3 separate regions of the Homo sapiens genome follow, and all the other regions are linked to region 2. A link is a contact called in ENCODE Hi-C or POLR2A ChIA-PET data. All regions are on one chromosome and are shown on one strand. Each heading gives the region's core, a stretch centred on a gene start or an enhancer-like site at or near the end of the contact. The rest is flanking DNA. Distances are from core to core; before and after follow the strand shown.

Region 1 (3,441 bases), core at 550-3,049, 260 kb before region 2:
GGTCTCAGCCCGTAGGTTGCACCCCGAACTCTCCAGCCTAGTGTGTCCTTACCCGAGGGTGTTGCTAGGTTTCATTCTAACCTCACCTGTCCAGTAGTTCTGTAGCGGAGCAGGGCAGGTCCTACTTCTTCAAAAGCACTCAGTAAAGGTGGGGAAGTCCTGAGCAACCTCCAGTGACTTTCTGGGGGAGCTCCCGGTTACCTAGCCCACCAGGTCCTCCCTTCACAGCAGCAGCTCAGGAGCCAGGACTGACTTAGCTACTTGCGTCCCCAAGGCCCTTTGCGCTGGTAAACTCTCCCTGCCACACTCCCAACCCCCATCCTTCCTTCAGGGGAGGCTGGCTGCATCCCCACTTCCTGGAGTACCTTCCCAGATCTCCTGGGACAGGTCAACAAACTTAGTCTCACTTTAGGTTTTCCAAATGCCTTGTAACTGGGCTGCGTAGCCTTTGTAATTTTCCATGATTCGGGAGGTTCTCGCGGCTGGGAGCTCCGTGAGGTCAGGCATTGCCTTGGGCGCGATGCGCTCATCTTTCCCGCGGGACCACTGCACAGGTTCGCACGGAGGGAAGGGCTGCGCAGCCTCGAAGGCGAGCCCTGGGTGCTCCCTGCCCACAGGGCTCACCTCGGGCCGCCGTGCTATCCTTTCCTTCCCAAACAAGCCACCAGGATTCCTCGTGATTAGGGCTGCCACCAGGGCGTTCTGAACAGGATTCAGGGCCACCGCGCTGTGCTCTACGGCGGAGCGGGCGAAGGCCCTCCTCTGCCACAAGCGCTCAGGGCTCTCGGCGCACAAACTTTCTGGACATGGGGCAGTTTTTCAGCTGGACCCGTGCTCGAGCAGAGCGCCCACTGCCAGACTGGAGCACTTGACCACTCAGGGTGCCACTGTGCCGAGCCGGGCAGGACAGGATGAGGTGGACCGAAGCGCCCAGGTGCCCCGCCTTCCCCCCAACCCGGCACGGAGCGCAAGCGGAGGAGCCAGACCGGCTCCTCCCGGGCGGGTTCCTGCCGGTGCCGGGTGTCCAGGAGGCCCCGGCCCTGATCGCCGCCAGCGGGTCGCCGCAACGGGGCCTGAGTCGCGAGCAGTCCCTCCCCGAGACTGACTGGCCGTTCGCACCTCGCCCGGGGGCCCTCCAGCAGCCTGGCCCAGCGGTCCCCGCCGCGCCGGCCGTATCGTTCCCGGCATCTCAGCGAGTTTCCAGTTTCTCCCTACCTCAGTAGGGAACCAAGAAGCAGAAGGAGTTCAGGTAACACTGCGGGACTGCAGAGATTTCCCCCAAACAAAGAAGCCAACCGACAGCACTCCCAGTCCTCCTCCCCAAAGAGAAAAGGCGCACCGGTGCTCCCAGGCGGGGGCCGTGGAGGGCAGGCGGACTAGGAGCCAGCTTTGGGGACCCCGGGGGACTCTCTTCCACCAACTGGCTAGGGACTCGCAGGACCACCTGCCCCAACCTCGCGATGCCAAGCCAACAGGGGCGGCGAGGGCTCTCGGCCGTGCGCAAGGGGTCCCAGGCGCCCAGCACTCTCCCAGCACCCCGGGAGGCGCCCTGCCCGGCTGGCCCCAGCGCTCGACCCTCGGGCGCACTCACCTGCCGCGCCGCGCTCCTCACACCCGCTTTCACCTCCGGGCGGGGCAGGGGGCATCGGCGGGTCCCAGGCGCCCAGGTTCCCCTCCCCAGCCCGGACCCCGAGCCGGGACCCTGGTACCGGCGCCGCTCACCTGCCGCGCTCCAGGCGGCGCTCCCCGCCCCTCGCCCTCCGCCTCCGCCTCCGCCTCCTGCTTAGCTCGCGCCTACTCGGCCCGGCCCGCCCTGGCTCTCGCTTTAATCTCAGGAGGCGGTGTCCCAGGGTCCAGGGCGACACCCCCAAGCGGGTCGCGGGTCACCCTGGGCGGGCGGGGGCGGGGGCGGCGGGAGGAGGCGTTTCCCAAGGGAAGTCCGGGACGGGTTCCCTGCCTGGCTCAACCCCGGCTGCGGAGGGACCCATAAGGGACTCTGGGGCGCTTCCCGGGCCCGGCCACAGCGGCCAACCTGCCCCTCTCCGGTCCGCGGCGCAGCGCTGCCCGAGGGCTCGAGTTTGGGTTAAGGAAGGGGATTCTGGGGAGCGCTCCTGGAGTCCTGGGTGAGCCCCCGGAGCTGCTACCTCACGAGCTCCTGTAGGCGGCCGGCCCCGTCTTGGCCTCCGGGGAACCCACTGTAGCCTCTGGGCAAGGACCCAGGGTAGGCCTTGGGGACTGCTGGCCCAAGCACGAGTGGCGGGGACACAGCGCCGGACGCCCAAGACCCTCCCCAGTCCGCCTAGGCTGGCATTTCTTGGCCCCCACCAGCGTCCGGTGGAAAGTGCTCCCCCGGATGGTCCCAGGTCTCTCGGCACCACCGGCCAGGGCGGGAGTGAGGAAGTGGTGGGACACACCTCAGCCAGGAAGACGTGGCTGTTCCCGGGCACTTGAGAGGTTCTTTCTAATGTTTGCAATTGTGGGGGCTCAGAATTCACCAGAATTTAATAGGACCGTAGACCAGAATTCATCACCCCAAGTAGGACTGGAGGAGACCAGAATCTGCTACCCCAACATAGTCCTCTTTGGCACATTGATGATTTGGAACTGGTTATGTTGAGGAACTGCAGACACCAGAGTACCTCTGAGAAAATGCCCTTTTGTAAAGGAAATTTGCACCTATAAAGGAAATGTTTGTTAGTCAGCAGATCTGTACCAGGAAGAGAGCTGTTCCCGGACAACTTTTATCACCTGGGAAACTTTTATCTGCCTCACACGGCAACCTGCGTTCACCAGACACCTCCTCTCCTCACGCTCCCCTCACTCCTCCACCGCTCCCCAGAAGCCTCAAACCCCCATTTCTTTCTGTCACTCAGAGTGACAGATAAGCCTCAATCATCGGGCTGCTGCACCTTTTTTTTTTCGTGTGTTTTTTTTTCCCCCAGAAGGGGTCTCACTCTGTTGCCCAGGTTGGAGTGCAGTGGCTCAATCATGGCTCATGGCAGCTTCAACCTCCCAGGGCACAAGTAATCCTCCCACCTCAGCCTCCCGAGTAGCTGGGACTAGAGGCGTGTGCCACCACGCCCAGCTAATTTAATTTTTTGTAGAGATGGGGGTCTCCCTATGTTGCCCAGACTGGTCTCCAATCTGGGCTCAAGCGATCCACCTGCCTTGGCCTCCCAAAGTGCTGGGATTACAGGTGTGAGCCCTCGCACTGGACCCCTCACTCACCTGGCCTGTTCTTTAAGTCTCATATTCTTGTGGGATTCCCATCTGTGAGTACATACATTAAAACAGCTTTTCTCCTGTTCATCTATTTGATGCCAATTTAATTTGTAGACTAGCTGAACGAACTAGAAGGGTAGAGGGGAAGCATGTTTTCTCCTCCCCTGCATAATATACAAATCAACATGATTTGCTTTAAAATGAGGTGGAAGCAGAAAA
Region 2 (3,990 bases), core at 447-2,946:
AGAAAAAGTGCACAGCCTGGGCCAGCATCTCACCTTTGAACTAGTGGTGATTTGATGACACTCGTCACCACTCTACTGGTGTTTCCAAGAAACACTGGATTTGAGGGTTACGGCAAAAAGCCACCACTATCTCTGCTGTGTAGTCTCCTAGCCAAGGACGAAAATGCAAAGGGAGAGGACAGGCCTCTCATCCACAGAGGCGTCACAGTCACGGTATGGGGCTGCAGCACGCACTGCCACCCCAGACACAGGCATCACAACGATTCTGCAGAAAAGCTGGGGCTTAGCGGCCCCATCACTCAATCAGCCGAGCATTCGAAACCAGGTCTGCCAGGCAGCAAAGGCTAAATGGTATTTTAAAAAGGTGTCGCTTCTGAGTGTATGTGTTCAAGGAATCTCTAGGTAAAATACAAGCATAGCTTCCATGTAGAAGGTAAGCTTCATTAAAGGATAAATAATTAAAACGTGCTAAATTGAGCCTTACATATGAACCATCAAAATCAACTGTAAACAGTGAAATCTACAACAACAAAGAGGTACTGTTCAAGAACATTCTCCCTACCTCTCAAATTATGCACAGACGACAACCGACCCACCGAATTTAACACGGGCGGCTCTGCGTCCTTCCCATTCGTCTTTGTTACCTTGAACACTCCTGCTAGGTAGGTACAGGCAGGTTCCATTCTGACTTTTGGACTGGGAAACTGGGGTGCAGGAGGGCCCCATGGCACGGCCACAGAACTTGAATGCAAGGCCCTTCCCTAGCGGGTCGGTCTCGAAATTAAGTCAGCTAAAACGAGAGTGTGCGGCGAGGAAGCGCTGGGCGGACGGATCAACACCCCGGGCCCCGTGCCGGACCCCACTGCCAGGCCCGAGCCCCGGAGCTCCACCGCGCAAGCGCCGGGCGCCCGGGAAGCCTCGCCCGAGCCAAGCCGAAGCTTCCGACCGAAATAATTACAGTCTTACACCAATTTGTGTTCCAACGTAAATTACTAAGTAAGTCGAACGGAGGCTAACTCCACTCACAAAGCCCAGAGGCCCACATGGCAATTTTTCTAAGCCCTGCGCAGACCGCAGCGCCCCGGTGGGTCCCGGGCGGGCCGGACGCGCCTCCCAAGGGCGCGGGTCCGAGGCGCAAGGCGAGCTGGAGACCCCGAAAACCAGGGCCACTCGGGGAGTGTCAGGAAGCACGACTGGGCGCCTTAGGACGTCCGGGCAGACGCGGCCCCCGAGGAGCCCCAGAGGAGCCCCAGAGGAGCCGCCTGACCCGGCCCCGACGTGCGCGATCGAGCCCGGGCTCGCCAAAGCCCCCGCGCCCCTCCGGCCCGGACAGGCCGAGTGGACATTGTCGGAGCCCCGCGGCCTCGCCGGCAATTGGTTTCCCCCCCGAAGCTGCTCCGGGGGTGAGTTCGGGAGAGAGAGGCAGGACCCCGGGACCAGAGCACCCCGACCCCGACCCCAGCCCGGGCCCCAGCCGCCCCAGCGCCCCGCCCGGGCCGCTCACCTGTCGTCGACGTGCAGGCTGGGCGAGCACTTGATGGCCAGCCAGGTCTTCCAGTGGACATGGCGCACCTTGTACACCTGCCCGAAGCCGCCCGAGCCCACCTTCTCCCAGCCCGTGAACTCGCCCGCGTCGAAGGTGCGCAGCAGCGCCAGGGCCCATGGGGTCCCGCCGTCGCCCTCCATCGCGCACGTCTAGCCAGCGCCGCGGCGGCTGCCCAGGTGCCCAGGTGCGCGCTCCGCCCTGTTACGTCACTTCCGTAGGTCGTCCCGCCCCCAGGCCCCGCCCACTTACCCGCCCCCCGGGCGCCCTCTCTGCCAGCGCCCGGTGACTGCGGACGGATGAATAGACGCTGCGGGTCACTGCGCTCTCCCCTGGGTGAGCAGAGCTTCTCACGCTTCTCACGGGTCTCGACGTGCGCATCAGCTGCCCTGCTTTTCTTTGCTTTTTTTTTTTCCTTAATTGCGGAGTCACATGCAGTTGTAAGAAATCATTCACTTTGCCTAGTTTCCCCCAGTGTTACCACTTTGCAAAACTTTGCCAAAAAAAAAAGTCCAATCTCACAACCAGGATATTGACTTTGATACAGTCACCGATCTTATTCAGTTTTGCCGTTTTACTCGTCTTCCTTTGCATGTATTAGTTTTACACAATGTAATCATCTGTGTACCTTCCCGTATCCACCCCCACCTGGCCACTCCTGTGGCGATTTTACAGCCGCACCCCGGAGCCCTGGCATCACTAATCTTTCCTCTATTTCTAAAATTGTTTTATTTCAGAAATGTTATGTTTAGATACAGGAATCATACAGCGCCTAATTTTTTGAAATTGGCTTTCTTCACTCGTTAGTCTAATTCCCTGCAGGTTCACGTCTTGCTTTTTTACACGAGTTTCCTCTCAGAAAGTAACTTTTTTTAAAAAATTACCCAACAGCAAATCTAAAGTCCATTTCAAATGCAAGAGTTCCCTCATCCTTTCCTAAATAACAGCCTCTTTTTACAGGTAGAACAGATGGTTTGAAAAGGAAAGATTTTTTTTTCACATATGGGGAAAAAAAATTCCCAGCCTTGGAAGGATATTTGGGTTAGAGGCCGAAGTGCATCACAGATCACGCACGCGTCCACACCTCAGAAAACACTCACTCATTCCTGAGACGCAACGGTGAGTGAAGGCTTATTTTTGGCCACAGGAGATTAATAATGAAGACAGGAGGGCGGAGCTAAAGGAGAGGGTATTTTAACGACATTAACTGTGTTTTTGTGTTAGTAACTCGGAAAGAGAGAGGCTGCCCCAAGTCAGCGCATTGAAAGCCGCAGACCTAGTGTCTCCAGGCTCCCCCTTCCAAACGGGCGCGGACCTTCTTTCATAGCCTGTAGCGGGGAGCCGCGTCTCCCCACTGCCTCCCCACTCCCATCCGGCCGCTCTTTGGAGGGAACTCACACATCCCAACATGACGATGCTTGCTCGGGGGGCCTCCTGGGGGGACCAGGGAGCCACTTCCTTTCCCACATACTCCGGAAATTAAAGTTGGTCTCCTTAAGGCTGGAGTGGCAAATAGTTGTTTTAAGCTTGTCACAAATGTAACTTACATTTGGACTAATGTTTTAAAAAATAATTGGAGTTTTGAATCTACGAAGATACCTTGGAAGTAAACATAGTTATTATTTTGGTGGGAAAAAAATGAATGGACTTGAAAGTGAGTCACCTGTCCTGTTCCCGGGGCTCAGCTCTAGCAAAGTACCTTTCTCCATCTACAGTCTCCGGCACACAGCTCCGCAGCTGGGGGTGACTAAGAGCCCACACCACGCAAGTAATAAAACGCTCCAATTTCATTTATTTAATCATCTGTGTGCTTCATTTGACAAATATTTATGGAGTGTCTGCTGCTAGCTCAGTGCCTGGTGCCTGGGACTGAAGACCAGAGCCCCCTGGAGACCAAAAGAGCCAGCTCCCAGCTGTGAGCAGATCGGGTCCAAAGATCACGGGCTCGGCGGCAGGAACCTGGTTTGGTATCCGGCTCCTCTGCGGACTTTGAAGTGCTTTACCGATTCACATGACAACTGGTAAAACGAAAACAAACACCTTTCCAGGAATTGTGAATTCGAGTTCCAGACCCTCTGGGATTCCGGGAGCGCAGCTGCTATTTATGTTAACAGTCATTGGTCCCAGGCTGGTGAGGTTAGAATTTCCAAGTATAAAAGTAATTTAGTTTCGTTTTAAATACATTTTAGGGCCAAAGAAAAGTGGAACGATTTAAAGAAAAAGATGAAATGAATAATAGGGCAAGTTGGGAGGTGGCTGTCCTGAGGTTTCATGGGACAACATTAATTAACCTCATGAAGTGCCTGCATGGACAACGTGCCCGGTGTGGTTACAAACAAACCAATCAGCACAGATCCTGGGTGGAAAGCAGGGCGCAGCCACGGAGGCACAGTAGGGGTGCAGACTTGAAGGTTTTTAGGAGGTAAGCCCCGAGGGCACGAAGCTCC
Region 3 (3,433 bases), core at 216-2,715, 290 kb before region 2:
TCACCCTGGCTGGGACACTGAGACATTATCTTGGATTCCTAGAACCACGCCCTGACAAAATAGGTACACCTCTAAATGTCTGAAGAGGAAAGAAAACTAAATAGAGTTGAATGTCGATGTTGCAAGTGTGAGCCGCTACCAACAAGGGCAGACGGTAGAGGCTGAAAATGAAATAGCAGAGAAACCTCAGCCACTTCCTATGAATAAACCAAGGGCTGCTTAGAGTAACCAGGCCTGGTCAGACTCTAATCTCCTCCCAATGCAAAACCCATCCAGACCGAGTATTGCAGCTCAGAGAAATCAGACTCAGGACAACGATTCCCCATGGTGTCTCCTAGTTGATTTCATTCCAAAATTTTTCAAGAAGAAATTGCTGCATACCTGTGGTACAGTTTTTTATAGATATCGACATTGCCGGCACTTGTGTTCAGTTTCATAAAGCTGGTGGATCCGCTGTCATCCACTATTCCTTGGCTAGAGTAAAAATTATTCCTAAAAAAGAAAACCTTATTTGTGATAATGGTTAAGGCATAAGCAAACACAAATCCTATACTATGTCATAATACCGCTCATACGACATTCAGAATAAGAGGGAAAAACCTTAGCATTTAGGAAAAAAAATCACACGTTCTAACCAAGTGCTAGAATATTGTAACGATTTTTCGATTCAATAACCCTAAAGTGTCAGACAAAATTCCTTCATTGGTCGTGTTTCTTATCCAGGTTAGGATCAAGAAACTATGAGAAGGACATAGGATTGTATAATCATACACACATTTAATCTAATAAAAGGTACAGATGTTAACATGGCCCCAGTTATCAATTCCACCAGGTTCCTGGACTGTGATGGGGGGGCTTTGCTGTGTAATTCACCCCTGCTGTTTAGGGATGTCACAGTGACTAGCTAAGATGCCAACTTTCTCACCGAGTGGTAATTCATTCTGAAAACTGGCATATTGAATACCCTAAAGTTGCATAGAAATCACCTGGGGACCCTCCCATGGAAAACAAAGTGGCAGTAGCATCCTACCACCCTCTCCCCCGATGCCTGAGGGCTGCCGCATCTCCCCAGGCAGTGCTGGTAAATGGTAACCACCGCCCCACCCCCGTTAGGAATCACTGTCAGGCGACACACACCCTGTTAAGCCTTCCCACCTTCCCTCAGAGCTACGAGCAGGAATGACATTTTTTAAGTATCAGTCTGATTGATTGATTCTCTCCCCAGCTCAAAAGGCTTCCATGGCTCCCGAATGAAGTGAAACTGGCACAGGATTTGTCTCTGCTGCTCTCCCCAGCCCAACCCTCCTCGCCAGCTGTTCTGGTCCAACCTCTACCCAGGGAGGTGAATGGACCCTGGCTGAGAGGCACCTTGGAAAAAGAGGCACCTAACGCCCTCAGCCTACCCCTCTGACCAGATGACCACAGCACTGGGCACTCCCGAGCAACCAGGAGTCTATAGAGGCCAAGGAGGAGGCAGGGCAAGGTGGCAGTGAGCCAAGGTCTGTGTGCTGGGCACAGCCCTAGCAGGACAAATTCCACCTGCTGGTTATAGGGCTCAGCTTTTGGAAGGTGACAATTGTCCCCAGCACTCATGTGCCGGTGCTTTCACAGGGAGGCAGAGAGAGGGTCTTCTCGTGTTTCTGCTGTCTGTTACTGTCACTCGGCGGGTGCTGCCCCATACTCACTTATAGCCCATGTCCCTGCAGGCCGCCCGCCCGTAGTTCTCGTTCCAGTCGTCTTGGCACACAGGGTGCCAGGACTTCCTCTGAGATGAGTACACCTGAAGGATGAAGTTTGGTCCGTAGAGGCGAACTGCACGAGAGGGAGGATTATCCATGAGTTTCTTTCTTTTTTTTTCTTTTTTTTGAGACGGAGTCTCGCTCTGTCACCTAGGCTGAAGTGCAGTGGTCTGATCTCCACTCACTGCAGCCTCCGCCTCCCAGGTTCAAGTGATTCTCCTGCCTCAGCCTCCCGAGTAGCTGGGATTACAGGCGTCCACCACCCCGTCCAGTTAATTTTTCTGTTTTATTAGAGATGGGGTTTCACCATGTTGGCCAGGCTGGTCTTGAACTCCTGACCTCAGGTGATCCCCCTGCCTCGGTCTCCCAAAGTGTTGGAATTACAGGCGTGAGCCATTGCACCTGGCCTTGTCCCAACTTGTATCGTCCTAGCTGCTACCCAAGCCCCGCGCTCTCCACGGCTCCGGAGGTGGCAGCACAGTTCACTCTTCTCAAGGCACTGACCGCACACAAAGGGAGGCCACAAATCTATTCTTTTTCTGCTAAAAAGTGCTCTCTACACAAGAGAATTGAAAACAGGCATTGGGTCCAAAACTTGTACAAATGTTCACTGCAACCCTCTTAAAACAGCTGAAAGGCGAAAACACTCCAAACGCCCACCAACGGCTGGGTGAGCAGAATAGGATATGTCCAAGATACACAATGGAATACGATTCAGCCAGAAGAGGGAATGAAATTCAGACACAGGCTGCAACCTGGATGAGTGCTGAAGACCTTATGCTCAGTGAAAGGAGCCGGACATACTGCATGAGCCGACTCACATGGAATGCCACTTATATTGTGTGAGCCCACGTATTGCATGATCCCGCTCACATGGAATGCCTAGAGTAGGAAATCTATAGACACTAAGTAGATTAGTGGTTGCTTATGAGTAGGAGGGACGGGCTGGGAGGAGGGATATGGGGTGATAGTTCAAGGGCTTGGGGTTTCTTTATGAGCTGATGAAAATATGCTAAAATTGACTGTGGTGATAGTTGCACATATTCGTGAATATATAAAAGCCAGTGAATTATATATTTAAATTTTATGGTACATACATTACATATCAATAAGCTGTTTTATATAAAAAATTATATCTCAATAAGCTATTTCATATATATGTTTTATATATAAAAGCACTGAATTATATACTTGAATTTTATGGTACATAAATTAGATCTCAATAAGCTGTTTTTAAAAATATATAAGATAAGCCAGGCATGGTAGCTCACGCCTGTAATACCAGCACTTTGGGAGGCCAAGGCGGGCAGATCACCTGAGGTCAGGCGTTTGAGATCAGCCTGGCCAACATGGAGAAACCGATCTCTACTAAAATGCAAAAATTAGCCAAGTGTGGTGGCACGCATCTGTAATCCCACCTACTTGGGAGGCTGAGGCAGGGGAATTGCTTGAACCCAGGAGGTAAAGGTTGCAGTGAGCTGAGATCACACCACTCCACTCCAGCCTGGGTGACAGAGCAAAACTCCGTCTCAATAAATAAATAAATAAATAATAAGATAAAAGGTTTTTTTTTTTAAAGTGCTCTTTAAGAGAGCACTTTGAGCAACAAATTGTCCAGGAGACTCTAAATCAACATTCTGCTGAAATGATCTCAGCTCTTTTATTTAAAGAAACAAAACATTACAAACACCGTT

The links. A loop is a pair of places that touch in the nucleus more often than their neighbours do. ChIA-PET counts read pairs that join two places held with the same protein, here RNA polymerase II (POLR2A). Pooled maps may share reads with other maps.
Region 1: a loop to region 2 is called in a map of PC-3, with 6 times the contacts of the local background. The contact joins the promoter of TMPRSS2 here to the promoter of RIPK4 in region 2. A Hi-C loop is called at or near these places in 1 of 168 maps with a recorded cell type or tissue (PC-3), 2 of 37 single-sample maps with no recorded cell type and 10 of 50 pooled maps. POLR2A ChIA-PET finds 5 or more read pairs at or near these places in 1 of 52 experiments (Panc1).
Region 3: a map of chondrocyte shows a loop between it and region 2 (1.8-fold over the local background). The contact joins the enhancer-like site here to the promoter of RIPK4 in region 2. A Hi-C loop is called at or near these places in 1 of 168 maps with a recorded cell type or tissue (chondrocyte) and 1 of 50 pooled maps. POLR2A ChIA-PET finds 5 or more read pairs at or near these places in 4 of 52 experiments (AG04450, Caco-2, H1 and 1 more).

What each region holds. Positions count from the first base shown.
Region 1 is chr21:41,506,359-41,509,799 of GRCh38, forward strand. It overlaps TMPRSS2 (transmembrane serine protease 2), which reads right to left and starts at 1,800. Exons shown (of 14, transcript NM_005656.4): 1 at 1,723-1,800. RefSeq lists a promoter at 897-2,290, an enhancer at 1,770-2,777 and a cis regulatory region at 1,892-1,918.
Region 2 is chr21:41,765,356-41,769,345 of GRCh38, forward strand. It overlaps RIPK4 (receptor interacting serine/threonine kinase 4), which reads right to left and starts at 1,697. Exons shown (of 8, transcript NM_020639.3): 1 at 1,505-1,697. The coding sequence starts at 1,686. It overlaps LOC102724800 (a long non-coding RNA gene), which reads left to right and starts at 1,812. Exons shown (of 5, transcript XR_937745.3): 1 at 1,812-1,879; 2 at 2,504-2,662; 3 at 3,259-3,990. RefSeq lists an enhancer at 3,314-3,608.
Region 3 is chr21:41,478,791-41,482,223 of GRCh38, forward strand. It overlaps TMPRSS2 (transmembrane serine protease 2), which reads right to left. Exons shown (of 14, transcript NM_005656.4): 6 at 1,686-1,812; 7 at 382-492. Among named protein-coding and RNA genes, the nearest start is that of TMPRSS2, 28 kb to the right of the region's middle. RefSeq lists enhancers at 937-1,437, 1,438-1,938. Within about 2 kb of position 1,466, at least 6 of the 41 ENCODE cell types and tissues checked have a DNase peak (open chromatin) inside an H3K27ac peak, as active enhancers do.